2 separate regions of the Homo sapiens genome follow, and region 1 is linked to region 2. Evidence: chromatin loops called from intact Hi-C (ENCODE). Cell type or tissue: heart left ventricle. All regions are shown on one strand. Links, peaks and the distances in the headings refer to the core of each region. The heading gives the core; the rest is flanking DNA.

Region 1 (8,212 bases), core at 3,335-5,834, 520 kb after region 2:
CCAAGCTGTGGGGTCTCAGAATTCTTTCAATGAGTTTTCAATAACTTTGTATTGGATCAGGCCGGATTTGAGGATTGGAGATTAAATTTTTTATGAGGCATATGGAAGGAAATATTATCAGTGATCATCATCATAGCTAACCCTGTGTGTCAAGAACTGTCTCAAGTGCTTTTGGTGAATTAACTCATTTAAATAGCCCCAAAAGCTTAGTGGTCCAATCACTATCCCTGAGACACAGAGGTGGCTCAACTTAACCATGGCCACACAGCTAGCAAGTAGAAGAGGCAGGATTTGAACCCAGGCTCCAAGCTTTGTTGTTTTAGTTGTATGCATTCCTTATTCTGTCTTGGAGTTGGGAATAGAACGTGAAGAGCTGGTAGGTACAGAAATAATAATGTTCTGAAGTCTGAACAAGTTCAATGGGGTTGCCTTGACTGGGTGCAGCAGCTCACATCTATAATCCCAGCATTTTGTGAGACTGAGGCAGGAGGATTGCTTGAGGCCAGGAGTTCAATACCAGCCTGGGCAACATAGTGAAACCCCATCTCTACAAAAAAAAGACAGGCGTGGTGTCATGACCTTAGAGTCCTAGCTACATGGGAGGCTGAAGTGGGAAGGTTGCTTGAGCCCAGTTCAAGGCTGCAGTGAGCTATGATCACGCTGCTGCACTTAAGCATGGGCAACAGAGCAAGACTCTGTCTCTTAAAGAAAAGAAAAATAACAACAAAAAACTGGTTGCCTTGGAAAGAAAGAATTTGCAAAGAATAGACTAGACTGGAGTTAGTCTCATTCCTTATCACACACACGCACGTGCACGTGCACACACACACACACACAATATTGCATCCTTTCTCAAAAGTCATTCTCTCCTGTGAGTTGCAAGGACAGCAACATCAGAAATGTACCAGTAACCAACTTCATTATACTACAGCATTGCTGACAGTTTGCATTTGGAGAATTTGACTAAAGACCACTTTGGGCTTCTTACCTTAAACAGTTACTTTTGTCACAAAGAAGGTGACGAGAAAACAGCAAGTAAGACAGAGCTCTCACTTCCTTCATCAAGCGGGATACATGTGCTGAGAGAATTGGAGCCACGATAGGGAGCAGTTTGTCTCTATGGAAAGTCTAGTGGTCTCTCCCCAGTGTCCCTTAGCCAGCCTCATACCATGGTGCTTTTCTTTCCTAGTGGAGCAGGATCCCCCAAAGAAAGGCCAGGCCCCTTTGGCCAGTGGGGCCCAGCGACACTTGGGTGCATCACCACCAACCGGATGGAGGGCTGGGCCTCGAGAGTGGCCTCGGGCGCGTACTCCTTACTGGGATCCTTGCCTCGGCAGTCGTATAGCACGCAGGAGATGAGGAAGACCAGGAGCAAGATGACGTAGCTCGCAACTAGGATGATCAGGTTCAAGGTAACAGGGTCGATCTCCAAGTAGAATTCCATCACTTCTCCCACGGTGGAGAAGTGGGTCTAGAGAAAGGCAATTGGGGTCAGTTTGGGCATTGCAGAGAGCAGATCTTAGAGCATCGGAATAGCTACATTGGCTCTGGAGTAAAAATACATTAATCCCTACTGCTCCAGGAGACCTCGAGGATTAAAGCTGCTCGGTTTAATAACTTAAGCTTGCTGTTAATACCACAGCCACCAAAACACAGAAGCTGTCTGTCATCAGTTCGCCTACACAGAGAGAGAAAGAGAGAGAGAGAGATGGCTCATGAGTTACTGGATCATGGTATATAAGTAGAGCATTCACATAATTCAGCATCCACACAGGCAGTTTGGTGAGCAAAAGTAAGTGTTGTTAATAAGCACTCCATGATGACAGCTAAAAATTGGATTGTCCTGGACAATTGTGCTGTCTTTGTATAAGGGATGTTTAGTGCCATGTATGGAGTGATTTGGAAGATTAGGTCAGTAGGCTTTGGAAGTAAATGTGATTCTTCAACAAGAAGAAGATACTAGTGCCTGATATTTTCACCCTTTCTTCATTTGTTGCCATGTTTCTCATTAGTTAATTCAAAACTACTTTTTGAGTACTTACTTCCTGTGTTTCAGACACTACACTAAGCAAAGGGGATATGGCAGTGATAAGACAGAGAAGCAGGTAGTCTAGCAGGAAAGATAGCCTTTAAACAGATAATTGCACAATTCGCCATTTAAGAACAGTGGAAATCAGTTTATAAGGGACAAATAGAGGGTAAGAGGACAGCGTGTCCCAGTGTGGGTCAAAAAAGCTTCCATGCAGAAGCAACATTTAACCTATGACCTGAAGGATAAGTAGAATTTAGCTAAGTGAGAAGAGACAGGGAAGATTCTTCTAGCCACAAAGAACTGCATATGTGAAGACCCGAAGAGAAAGGAGCCTGGAAAATTGCAAGCACTGAAACAAGGGCAGTGTGACTGGAGCATAAAGAGAATGGGAGCACAAGGTGGGAGAGGTAGACAGGGGCCAGAAGGCACAGGCACTTGTGGGCCATACTCAGGACTTTAGATATGATCCTAGAGCAATGGGATGCCATTGAATGCTTTTGCACAGGGGAGTGACACTACTGAATTTGCATTTTAAAGAGATTCCCAAAGGCTGCCTCAAGGATGCAGAAAAACAAGCAAATTGAGAGGAAGATCAGATACTGATCGGATTACAGTTATTCCTTGATGTACAAATCACTGTCCTGCCTCAGTTGTAGCCTGGTCCCAATAGTCCCGCATAGGCTACTTCATGGGCATGTGCCCTGTGCAGCTGCACAACGTTCCATTCTCAGAAAGAGCTCACACTTGGTTTAATGCTCTGCTGTTGCCATCTTGAAATTCTTAACTTTTCAACTTTGCACTGGGACCCACAAATTACGTATCTGGTCTTGGTCTCATATATGTATTTTTGGCCAGCTAGGGCATCAGTAGCCTTTTCTCCAATAGCTAATAGGACTTTTTGGATACTCCTAGTTAAAAGCTGAAGTTCCCAAAGGTCTGCTGGTTTCTTAGTGTTAAGCTTCAATGGGCTAGTGTCTTCCTGTCAGCCTCCTTTATACTGAGCTTCCATGGGAACCTGAGCATTTGAAGATGTTGTAGTATGGGGTTCTTATGCATCTGGAGACGTTTTTCCAAATAATATCGTCCATGATTCTATGGTCCTGGACTAACTTATGGAATTATAATCCAGAAGATGCATGATTCTGAAACACCATAGATTTAGGGTCAGCCTTATTGGAATCTATTGGGTCTCTTTTGAATACAGATACCTGGATCAACCCTAGATCTACTGAGTTAGAATCTTTGGGACTAGAGTCTGGGGATCTGTATTAATAAAAATCTTCATGGATAATTTTGATCTGCAACCAGGATGGAGAATCATGGCTATAAAAGTAGAAAAAAAGGACGTGAAGAAAATGGGCCAATATGCGGTCACCAGGGCTTTGGTGATCTGTGAAGAGCTATTCCAGGGGGCATTCAACACAGAATTCAACACTGTCCAAGGTTTTAAGTCCGACAGATTCAGAGAATTAATTTTGTGCTTGCAAGGACATAGCTTTTTCTTCCTGAAGGCAGATCTACAGGAAAAGTCCATTTATAATTGGAAAGTTTCTGGTAAGCACAGAATCACACAGCAAGTAGAGTTGTCTGTTGCATCTGTAAGTCACGTGCAATGCACCAGACAGAAGCGAGGCTTTAAAAGGCAGCATTATGTACCAGATGCCTACTTTCTTTTGCCCACTCGGGACTCTAGATTCGTGACTTCTATAGTAAACTGAGTCTGGATAGCCCAGGTGCCTCCATGTAACAATATTTAGGGGAGTTATTTGGTGACTTTAAATAGATGACACAAGGATTGGTTAAAATTGACTCTGAAATGAGAACTACATATAGTTTAGTCCACATTAAATTAAACTGAAATATATGCAACAGATCTGCTCTATTGAGTGGAGTTTTCATATCAGATCTAGGTTTCTCTGTGTAATGGTGATAATCATTAATCATGGTGAGTGATCTGGTCTGGCCTGTCTTCTTAGATTGCCCCCATTCTGCTGATACCCGTGGTGTCCCGGAATGTTTTGTTCAAGGCTATTGTCTTTGGTTCCAGTATCTTATTTCTATTAGCAGAGAGTTTTTTGTTTCTGTTTCCACCAGTGCTCAAAGTTCATTTGAAGTCCAGTCTCATGAAGGCTTCACTTCCTTGCAATGTCTTCGGTGAAATGCTGGGTGCTTGTTTTACTTAATTAACCTGGGTGGCTCCTTTATTCATACTGGGGCTAACCTCACCCATCTTTCCTTCTTTTGCTGTCTTTAAGGAACTTTCCTCTGGTGCCATCTAGTGGCCAAAGCAGGGGCTGCTAAATAAAGAAAAAAACTTGGCAATAGGCAAACTGGGACGGATGACAGGGTGACATAGGTAAAAACAATAACAAGCTGCATTTCAGAAGAACCCCTTGAGGTAGCCTTGACATACTAATTCCTTCGTTTATTACAAATATGAATTGTGCACTTACCATATGCTAGCAAGGTACTAAGCACTTTAGAGCTTGATAATGTGATACTGAAAGCACACTGTATAACAAATGTAGAGCTCAGAGGAAAAAAGGAATTATCAACCCAATTTTTTAAAATGAGAAAATTGAAGCTTAAAGAGGCAGTGGAATTGAATGAGCTTATTCTCATTCCCTTTTTCCCTCTCACCCTCTCATCTCTCTTTTCTACTGCATAAAATATGAATAAAACAGGTACATGCATAACTTATTCTATGGAGCATTCAAGACCCATTGGGCAGGTATTCTATGGGTCTTCAGTTGTTTACATATTTACTTGCAGTGTAGTTCATTTTGATGGCTGGCCTGGAATATTACTTAATAATACCAGATAAATATGTGTCCCATATAAATACATTTTTAGGTAAGTAGAGTTTATTACTTAAAACAAACATATTTTTGTATATCAACTATTCTGGATGAAAATTTATCTCTGGTATTTCAGAGTGCCTTGCTTCCTTGATAAAATATGGTATCCCAAAAGTCTTAGTGCCTTAGAGAAGTGTCAACTTCAGAGGTAAAAATGTTATAAACTTATTTAAAAAAGCATTGGGAGTTTGATTATTTCACAGTTGAGGACATTCAGGCACAGGGACGTGACTTTCTCGAGTCCAAACAGATAGTAAATGACAGAAGCAAGACATTAAAGCAATGTTTTTGAATTCTAGTCTAGTGTTTTTTTTTTTTTTTTTTTTTTTTTTTTGCGCTGGAACTATTGACTAGATAGAATGGAAAGTGAAAGAGGGAAAGATGCTGTAGATGCTAGAAAAGTGAGAAAGGCAATAATGAACAAAACCAAATGCTAGCCATCTAGATTTTCAAAAGTCCACTTGTCCCTCAAATTTATGCTAAGAGGACATAACCTAACTTTCAACCTACCACCCTTCTCAGCCTCCTACTTGTAATCAAGCAGGTGGCTCACTTGGGAGCCTCACCTGGCAGCCTCTGGAGAAATACTGCCATATTTTGTCGCAACTTAAAAGTCTTTCTTTCCATCTATACTGGGTTGAATAATGTCTCCCCTCAAACTCATCCACCTGGAATCTCAGAATGTGGCCTTATTTGGAAATAGGGTCTTGGCAGATATAATTAGTTAAGGGTGAGATTTCACTGGAGAAGTAATGTGCCCTTAATCCAATGACTGGTGTCCTTATAAGCAGGCTGTGTGAGGGCACAGAGACACACAGGGAGGAGATGCTATGGAAAGATAGAGAGAGATCGGAGCGAGACATCTTGCAAGCCATGGAATGCCAAGGACTGCAGGCCACCACCAGAAACTGGAAGACAGGCCTGGGACAGACCCTCCCTCAGAGCCTCCAGAAGTAAACAACCCTGCTGACATCTTGATTCCAGACTTTCAGTCTCCACAACTGTGAGAGAATAAATTCCATTATTTTAAGTCATTCATTTTGTGGCATTTTGGTATAGCAGTCCTAGGAAACTAACATACTACCTATCTAATGTGTGAATAAAACCAGATGTGGCTTGCAGCAAACCAGGAGGTATACCAAGCTCTTTTAGATCCTCTTCTATTTTATTTTGGTGCTTGCCCCTTATAGACTTGAGCTTGGTTCCTGGCTCTTTCTTCTCAGGTATGGCTCCATGAAGAAAACGCATGGGATGAAAGAAAATTACTGTATGTAAAATTTACTTCTATAAAAAACAAAGACCTTCAGTTTAAAATAGCACTTGGCTGGAAGCCCCTGATGTAGCCTTTTATATCTTCCCAGTAAAATTCCTCAGAAGACACAGAAAAAAATATAAAAACCTACAAAACAATGAAAAACAATGTAGCTAGGGATAATATTTTTAAGATGCTATGGTGTTGGTTCTCCCTCTCCTTCCCAAGACTTATTTGAACCAATTTCTCTTCTCCTTCATCATCCAAGATTTCTAAGGGTATTGACTCTCAGGAGAGACACAGCCTGGAAGAGTCAAATTCATCATTCTTGAGCTCCTTTGTAAAATTCTGTACGCTTATACCAAAGTCCATAGACTTTGAGCCAGGCATTGTGGGGGAAAGCAAAGGCCATTTTTAGAACTACAAAATATTGGCTTTGTGTATCAAGAGACCAAAAGCATAAAGTTTATATAACAGGCCAAAATGTAGGAAAGAGAAAGTGAGGAATGTGAACAGTCTTCCTTTTTTTTTTTTTTTTTTTTTTTTGAGACAGTCTCACTCTGTCACCCAGGCTGGAGTGCAATGGCACAGTCTTGGCTCACTGCAAACTCCGCCTCCCGGTTTCAAGCAATTCTCCTGCCTCAGCCCCCTAAGTAGCTGGGATTACAGGCACCTGCCACCACGCCCGGCTAATTTTTTGTAGTTTTAGCAGAGATGGGGTTTCACCATATTGGCCAGGCTGGTCTCAAACTCCTGACCTCAGGTGATCCACCTGCCTCGGCCTCCTAAAGTGCTGGGATTACAGGCATGAGCCACTGCAACTGGCCAGCCTTCCTATTCTTGAGGAAGATTTGAAAAAGGAATTCTAAGGGGAGGTGACAAGAGATTAGATGTTAGTGTGTCCCTGAGAAGACGCTTCTCCCCAACACTCCCTATACCATCTTTTAGAAGAAAGACTATATAATCACCTAGATGGGCACTCCAAGGCAGAAAGGGTTCAGCTTTGATTACATAGTATATTCTTGGAAGACTGCCAGGTTCCTGGAGAAGTCTCATGCCCTATATAACACTGAATGGCAATATGCTGGAATAGTAGAGAACAATGTCCAAGAAAGGTAGCTAACTGGAGAAACCAGGGCTACCTTACTATTGAAGGTATACTAAGATGGTGCAAAGAAAATAATGGAGAGTTTCTAAGACTCTGAAATAGGATTGAGATACAAAAGGTAAGAGATGGGCCTGGCATGTTCGCTCACACCTGTAATACCAGCACTTTGGGAGGCCAAGGAGGGTGGATCATCTGAGGTCAGGAGTTCAAGACCAGCCTGGCCAACATGGTGAAACCCCATCTCTACTGAAAATACAAAAATTAGCCAGGCATGGTGCTGCACACCTGTAGTCCCAGCTGAGGGAGTCCCAGCTTGGGAGGCTGAGGCAGGAGAATCGCTGGAACCTGGGAGGTGAAGGCTGCAGTGAGCTGAGATCGTGCCACTGCACTTTAGCCTGGGCGACAGAGTGAGACTCTGTTACAACAACAACAACAACAAGTTGAGAGATGCCTGATTGAAAAGACTTCATGGTTCTTATTACCAAGGTCACAGAGTGAACAACTCGGGTATATGGAGGTATCATTTAGTGATGTGGATGACTGAAGGAAAGTAAATTTGGGAGGTGAATCAAGAGTTATCCTTAGGATTAAATTGGAGATGGTGAGAAGACAGCTGGATATTTGAGTTCAGATCTTAGTGGAAAAGTCAGTGTTGCAAATATAGATTTTAGACTTATCAATATATAGGTAATATTTACAGTCATAGAACTGAATGAGATGACATTAAAAGAAGGTGTACATTAGGAAGAGAAGAGGAATAAGGACAGAGCCTAGAGTATCCCAACATCTAAATGTTAAACAGAGAGGAAGAAATCAACAAATAATAAAGAGGAGTGAACAGAGAGATAAGAGGAAAATCAGAAGCACTTAGTGTCATGAAAATCCAGGGAGAAGTATGTATCTTAGTCCATTTTGTGCTGCTATAACAGAATACTTGAGACTGGATAACTTGGCTTACAGTT
Region 2 (7,377 bases), core at 2,273-4,772:
CTTTCTAAATTAAAAAGATAAAATTTGAGATTCAAATGGAAGTCATATTTACTTTGCTTTAAATGGCCACAGACATGTCTTTTAAAGCTACTTAAAATATTTAGTTTTGGAATTCTTCAAGTAGTCTAATAACCAGGTAAAAGCAAATCTTTTCCGTCGCCTTTAATACATTTTTGTCCTACTCCAAAGAAATAAGCATTATCATTGTAAATTCTTTTGTGTTTTGGATGTTTTGTAGGGAAAATTAAAAGTATATGCAAGCAAACTCATTTAATTGTTGTTATGTCACCATACTTTTTAAAAATGTCACTGCTAGTAAGTACTAAGTATTTTGGGTTGTCTAGATCAGAGGTCCCTAATCCCTGGGCCACAGACTGGTAGTGGTCCGTAGTCTGTTAGGAATCAGGCGACACAGCAGGAGGTGAGTCTAGGGCAAGTAAGCATTACTGCCTGAGCTCTGCCTCCTGTCAGATCAATGGCGGCATTCAATGCTCATAGGAGCATGAACCCTATTGTGAACTGTGCATGTGAGGGATCTAGCTTGCGTGCTCCTTTTGAGAATCTAGTGGCTGGTGATCTGTCACTGTCTCCCCTCACCCCCAGATGGGACTGTCTAGTTGCAGGAAAACAAGCTCAGGGCTCCCCCTGATTCTACATTATTGTGAATTGTATAATTATTTTATTATATATTACAATGTAATAATAAAGTGCACAAGAAATGTAGTGCATTTGAATCATCCCGAAACCATCACCCCTCTGCAACCCCATTCCCTCTCCCCCCACCTTGGAAAAATTGTCTTCCATGAAACAAGTCCCTGGTACCAAAAAAGGTGAGGGGTTGCTGCTCTAGATCTCAGATTTTGATTTAATAAGTAGTTTAAAGAAAAAAATAGGTGCAGATCTCTAGACTAACCTGTGTGTGCTAATTTACTTTATCTTAGGGATCCTGCCTTTCAGATGATTACAATTGCCAAGGAAACAGGCCTTGGCCTGAAGGTACTAGGAGGAATTAACCGGAATGAAGGCCCATTGGTATATATTCAGGAAATTATTCCTGGAGGAGACTGTTATAAGGTAAAAATATGTCCCATGCCCACCAAAAATACAAACAAAAAGACCCACCAGTGGTAAAGTTTATTTTTTCTTCTTTATTAGTGAATTTATATCCACTGTGACCATACCTCAGTGAAAAATACAAAGGAATTAGAAGATAAGACTATTGCCCTCAAGGAGCTTTAAACTAAGAAATAAATAGGTTCTTCTTCTATGAAAATAATAGATATTTCTGACTGTAAGATAAGGTTATTATTTTTAAATTACATGCTGTTCAACTTTTATCCTGTATCTGATTGAGAGAAATTATATTTGATGACTTGTTATCTTTCTACTACTTTGAGTTTTTATTAAGTTGGATCAGTAGAACTTTAATTACATTCATTTAGCCTCTACTAAATGCAAAACAAAACAGAAACAGCAAACAAAATCTAATTTCTGAATTCGCAGTTCTTGTAGCTTGAGCTAATGAGTTTTATCACTCATTAAAACCAGAAAATGTCTTTTTTTAGGAATTAGAAAGTCTTACTCTCCTCTTCAGTGTAAGAAATATATAATGAGCTCCCTTTCACTTTGGTTGGTAGGAAGCTCAGACCCAAATTTGAAGGACAACCCCAGCAGTTTAACAAACTAGTTACTATATTTAAATTCTCATTCTTCTTGGATTTCATTTGCTGTTTCTGTTTTACTAAAGTGATTATGTGTCATTTTTTGAAAATTGCCTCCATTTGATTTTGGAGAGATATCAGATATAAAGAATTTAATAAAATTATATTAATAATTAAGAATTAATAAAATTAATAAAATATTCTCCATTTGATTGACTCCATTTGATTTTGGAGAGATATCAAATGTAAATAATTTAATAAAATTATATTAATAATTAAGAATTAATAAAATATTCTATTAATATCAAGCTATATAGCATGAGAAAGGATCTTCTTATTTTGTTCTTGTTGTTTGGTTAAATAAACAGTCCTACTACTTTTACCCACCGCCCATATCCCTCCCCCACCACTGCAAACACTTGTTTACTAAGCAGTTTATCTTTTCAGCTGGATTTTTTTGTCTTGTTAGGGAAAAATTCCGTTTTACCAATAACTTCCAAAATAGTTGTAGTACTTTCAATTGTTTTATGCTTGTTCAGATAATAAGGCATCTTTTAAATATACTTTCCGAGTTCTAAGTGTTATAGAGGCCAGGCATGGTGGCTAATGCCTGTAATCCTAGCTTTGGGGAGGCAGAAGCAGGAAGATTGCTTGAGCTCAGGAGTTTGAGACCAGCCTGGGCAACGTAGAGAGACTTGAATTCTATTAAAAATTAAAAAAAAAATCAGCCCGGCATGGTGTTGCATGCCAGTAGTCCCAGGTACTTGGAGGCTGAGGTGGGAGTATTGCTTGAGCCCCGAAGATCAAGAGCAGTGAGGCATGATCGTGCCACTGCACTCCAGCCTGGATGACAGAACAAGACCCTGTCTCAAAAAAAAAAAAAAAGTATTATTTAATAAGTTTAATGGCATAAATTTTTGGCTATTAAATTTAAATTATTAAATAAATATTTAAAAGCTAAATTTAAACAAATTCAAAAAAACAAAAAAATGAATTTTTTCTTCCAAGAATTGAGGTGTTACTTTAGTGTTAAAGCTGAGAGGTGTGTGTGAGTGTGTGTCTGTGTGTGTGTGTTCAATATAGTAAGGCATTTCTTAAACTACACTTGATATAATGCAATAGTAGATCAGGGTACCCAACAAGTGATAAGAATTTGCTTCCTTTTTTTTTTTTTTTTTTTTTTTGAGACAGAGTCTCACTCTGTTGCCCAGGCTGGAGTGCAGTGGCACAATCTCGGCTCACTGCAACCTCCACCTCCCAGGTTCAAGCGATTCTCCCACCTCTCAGCTTCCCTAGTAGCTGGGATTACAGGTGCGTGCCAACACACCTAACTAATTTTTGTATTTTTAGTAGAGACAGAGTTTCACCATGTTGGCCAGGCTAGTCTCGAACTCCCAACCTCAGGCGATCCATCCGCCTCAGCCTCCCAAAGTGCTGGGGGTACAGGCATGAGCCACCACGCCTGACCTAAGAATTTGCTTTTAAGACAAGCATCAATTTGTGCTTGTTTGTTACGATGAAAACTATTTGGAGTTAGAGTAATAAGTTGATAGCGGTGGTGCTGAATGACTCTTTATCTTCTGTCAGTGATAGCAGATTAAGAAATTATTCTTATGATATCTACTTTTTCTTGTTAGAATTTTACTGAAGTATTAAAAGGCAAAATTTTCTCATTGACTATATTCTCTACTTAGCACTAGAGGGCAGCACAGAGCTATTAATGTTCTTCCTACCTGGTCATATCTGACCAAGGAAAACAGGCAAGATAGAAAAAGGTGTAGGAGAAGAGGACCAGGGGTGATGGCTCATGCCTCTAATTCCAGCACTTTTGGAGGCCCAGGCAGGAGGATCCCTTGGGCCCAGGAGTTCCAGGTTGCAGTGAGCTATGATTGCATCACTACACTCCAGCCTGGGCAACAGAGCATTTCTAAAAAATAAAAAAATTTATAGAAGTAATTTTCTAGTGCTTACATTATTTTTAAATATTTTCTCAAGATGGAGAGCTCTATGCATATGCATATTCTTCAAATACAAAATTGATATAACTTTATTTTACAACAATGTATTAATACATTTACTATATTCTAAATACTGTTTTAACATGTTAATAAATTTCTAGTCTGCACAAAATTTCTACATAGTAGAATCTGTGGAATAGGAAACACAAACTCATAAGGTTATCTTAATGAAGTTGCTGAACTGAGTAACTGTTAATATTTTTTAAATGCATATGAATGCTTTAACTTTCTGTAATTTTGTTTTAACATTATAATGTTTCATAATTAACAGTATAGGCTATCTCAAGCTTATAGCTAGATTATATTTCATTTATATTTTCAAATCTTCCAAACTGTAAGGGAGTTATTGGAACGCAGAAGAAATTTTCTTTAATTATTCATGGTTTGCCACCACCCACCCCAAAAGTTTTCCTCCTGGAAAATATGAGAATAAAATACTGGTTTAGTAGAAGCAAAATAGTATGTTTCTTTGAAAAACATATCCAGAGTTCAAATATGGGATATTATGAATACATCTTTTCAGTTCAAGCAGAACCAAGATTCCCTCAGCTCTAAGAGCTAGAGGCACCCTATAAATTGAGAACTACTGTATTAATTGCTAAAGTTAAGGAAATAAGAGAGCTCCAAGGCCCTTTCACTGTGTCAGCTAGTCCCATATCTATCTGGGGTCAATCCTAGACCCTTTTTCTGGCCAAGACACTCCTTTAAGCTTCATACCCATATTCAGTTCCCTGATCAACATTTTTACTTGGACCTCTTAAAGGTATCTCAAACTCAGCATTTCTGAAGCAGAACTCATGACATTTACATCACACCATATTCTGCTCAACTCTTCCCAAACAGAGTCTCTTCCAGTTTACCTAGTCTTGGTGAATGACAGCTTCTAGCTACACAAAGTCAGAAAATTTAACAGCTTCCTATTTCAACTCCCATAACACTGTTCAATTCATTAACACATACCATTGACTTTTTTACTCTCGAAATATCTCTTGAACCCATCAGTCTTCTTGATCTTTATTCTTATCACTGGAGCTTAAACTGTCATCAGTTTTGAATCAGCCCTTTCAGTAGCATCGTTTGTTCTTATGCACCATACCTATTTCCCTCCCAACCTACATATCTTACTAATATTTGGTTGCCTGCAAGGTTCCATATAGTGTGGCTTCTGCCCTGTCCTTCTCTGCCTCTCCATCACTATGCTTCCAGAGTAGCATTTTCTCAGTTCCTGGAAGGGGCGAATTTCTCTTTTTTTTTTTTCTTTTCCATCTCATATGCTGTTCCCTTAGGAAACAGCACTCCATTTCCTTTCCCCCATTATTTCCAGTTATCAATTCAAAGACTGCTGCCTAAGGGTTGTGTTGCCTGCTTTCCCCCAGTCTAGGCTAGGTTTTATTTTTTTCTACATATGCTCCTAAATCCCATTCCTTTCCTTTGTGTCACCTACCTCAGTTTGCAATGATATATTTATATTTATGATTGTTTAATCATCTCTGCCTGAACCACAAGACAGTATGTTTCTTAAGGGCAAGGATGCTATCTGATTTTATTCACAGTAATATTGTTAGTCCCCACTGTGGTGCCTGACACATACATACTTGCTCAATTTAAATTTATGAATGAACGGTCCCGTAGTCATTTTCTCACATTTCTGAGGATTACTGATCTGCTTATTTACCCTTCCACTGGCACCATTTGGGCTCCACACCAAGGTACTTCCTCCTTGGGCCTTTGTGTCAGATTTCCGACAACACTTTAAAGTTCTCAAATGTTCATTTTTATTTCTTTCTTTTGTTGCTGGTAACATAGGGAAAGCAGACAGAAATCAAAATCCTCTCTTCAAATCTGATAGTATATTTCATATTTTCTTCAGTTGGTTCTAAGATATACATTAAAACATATACATATAAGCTATGCATGCACACACACATATATATAACATGCATATATCGGTATGTAATATACTTATGAGTGTGTGTATGTACGTATTTTTTCCTCTTCTATCTCTGAAATTATAGGTCTCACAGTCAGTGTCATCATGTAATTTGTGGCATTGAAGTAGGACATATTTAACTTTCAGAGGAAATCTGTTTTCATGCGGAGCATAGCACTGGAACCAGGGCTAAGGCTTTTAGATAAATATCAGGATCAGGCCTCTGGATGGCAAACTATGAAGAAACCAGTCCCACTGGTGGGAGCTGAAGAAGTAGCAGCCAAGATGGTTCGCTTTGCAGTGTCACTCTCTTTATTCCTTTGCCATTATTATTTTTGTCATAGCTACCTTAATTTCCTCAGACTGTTTCTTGGCCCCCTTTAACCTATTGTGGACTTACTGTGTACCTAGCACTGTACCAGGGAAATAACCATGAAAAGGACAGAGTTCTAGTTATGCCTAATGAAAGAATTGGTGATTCTGGCCCACTAAAAGAATCATTGCCCCTAGACTGGGAGTTGCTGATTTAGTATATTCTAATGTGAGGGCAGGGAAAAGCAGATATGTAAACATAAGGACCATACAGAGTAAGTGCAATCCTTTAGGTAAGTAAAAGTGCTTTTTGAGCAAAAAGACACAACGATTAAGTAAATCCTGGGCAACTAGAGAAAACTTCCAGCAGAGATAGTGTTTGAATTGGGCTGTGAAGTTTAAGTCAGAGTTTATTGCAGAGAAGTGGCAGGGTGGATGGTGGCATTCTAGATGGGAATTCATATGTGTGAAAACATTGAGGTTCAAAAGACCATGGCTGGTTTGAGGCACATTCTCTGAGAGTAGAATGAAGAATATGCTGGTGTGGAAGGTGGATGATGAAGCTAGAAAAAGTAAGTTGCAGTAAATTTGTTGTGCTGGGTTTGGGATGTTGAGGAGTTTCAACTTTTCCTACCAGTTGGCAGCCATCAAAGGTTCTCAATCTAATGAGTAATATAATTAAATTTGCTATCAGTATGAAAATTGTCCACAACAGATATGGAAGTCTCATTCACTTCATCTTATTTAACACGTATAATGTGCTATAATTTACATATGTTACTTAATTCTTATAGCAACCTTGTGTTACATATATTTATCCCCATTCTACAGCTAAGAAAATAGAGGTTCATAAAAGCTGAACAACTTGCCTCAGTTCACAGTAATAACTGGAGTTAAAAGAAGGTCACCATCAGTCTACATCTTGTAAAAGTACAGGAAAGGAATCTTAAGGCTTACAGAAGGACTATTCCTTAGTATTAGGTATAATGAGTTAGTTAAGTCAGAATTAGGCTGTATAGATGGTTTCTCATAATATTGAAATGTATTATTTAGAAAACTATATACCAAAGTCAATATAGAAATGAATAGTACTGGTCGTTTTTAACAGAAGTGTTTATGTGGTCAGGAATATATTATTATTTCAACATCTACATGAATGTCAATGTGAAAGAATTCAGATCTGAAGTTCAGCATATGAAAGTGCTTGGCACATTGCCTCCCATGTCAGGTAGTTGCTCTGTAACTGCTGAATTGGAATCTAGACTGTGTGGAAGAGGTCTCAACATATCTCTGAAGTTAGTATCTTCACATATACATTAATCCATCTGGGGCAGAATGCACTCGAATGCCAGACTTACAAAAATAGCTTTGTTTTCATTTGCAGGTTCTGACTTTTAAACAGGTTCAGAAATTCACATGATCAGCTAAGATCTTATTCTAGGAGGCAAAGAAAAAA

What was found. A loop is a pair of places that touch in the nucleus more often than their neighbours do. Peaks named below come from ENCODE experiments on the same cell type or tissue, not always from the same donor. Only the 100,000 strongest peaks of a DNase experiment are listed, where the experiment ranks them.
Region 1: it touches region 2 in a loop (8-fold over the local background); 57 of 110 quality-filtered maps call a loop at or near these places.

Annotation. Positions count from the first base shown.
Region 1 is chr17:55,509,891-55,518,102 of GRCh38, forward strand. SMIM36 (small integral membrane protein 36) reads right to left here and starts at 1,562. Exons shown (of 5, transcript NM_001395421.2): 1 at 989-1,562. The coding sequence starts at 1,444. The coding sequence ends at 1,163. In heart left ventricle, for the core only: a CTCF peak has its summit at 4,317 (motif pointing left); no DNase peak of the experiment used is centred there.
Region 2 is chr17:54,989,884-54,997,260 of GRCh38, forward strand. STXBP4 (syntaxin binding protein 4) reads left to right here. Exons shown (of 18, transcript NM_178509.6): 4 at 942-1,074. Among named protein-coding and RNA genes, the nearest start is that of STXBP4, 25 kb to the left of the region's middle. In heart left ventricle, for the core only: CTCF peaks have their summits at 3,351 (motif pointing right) and 3,559; no DNase peak of the experiment used is centred there.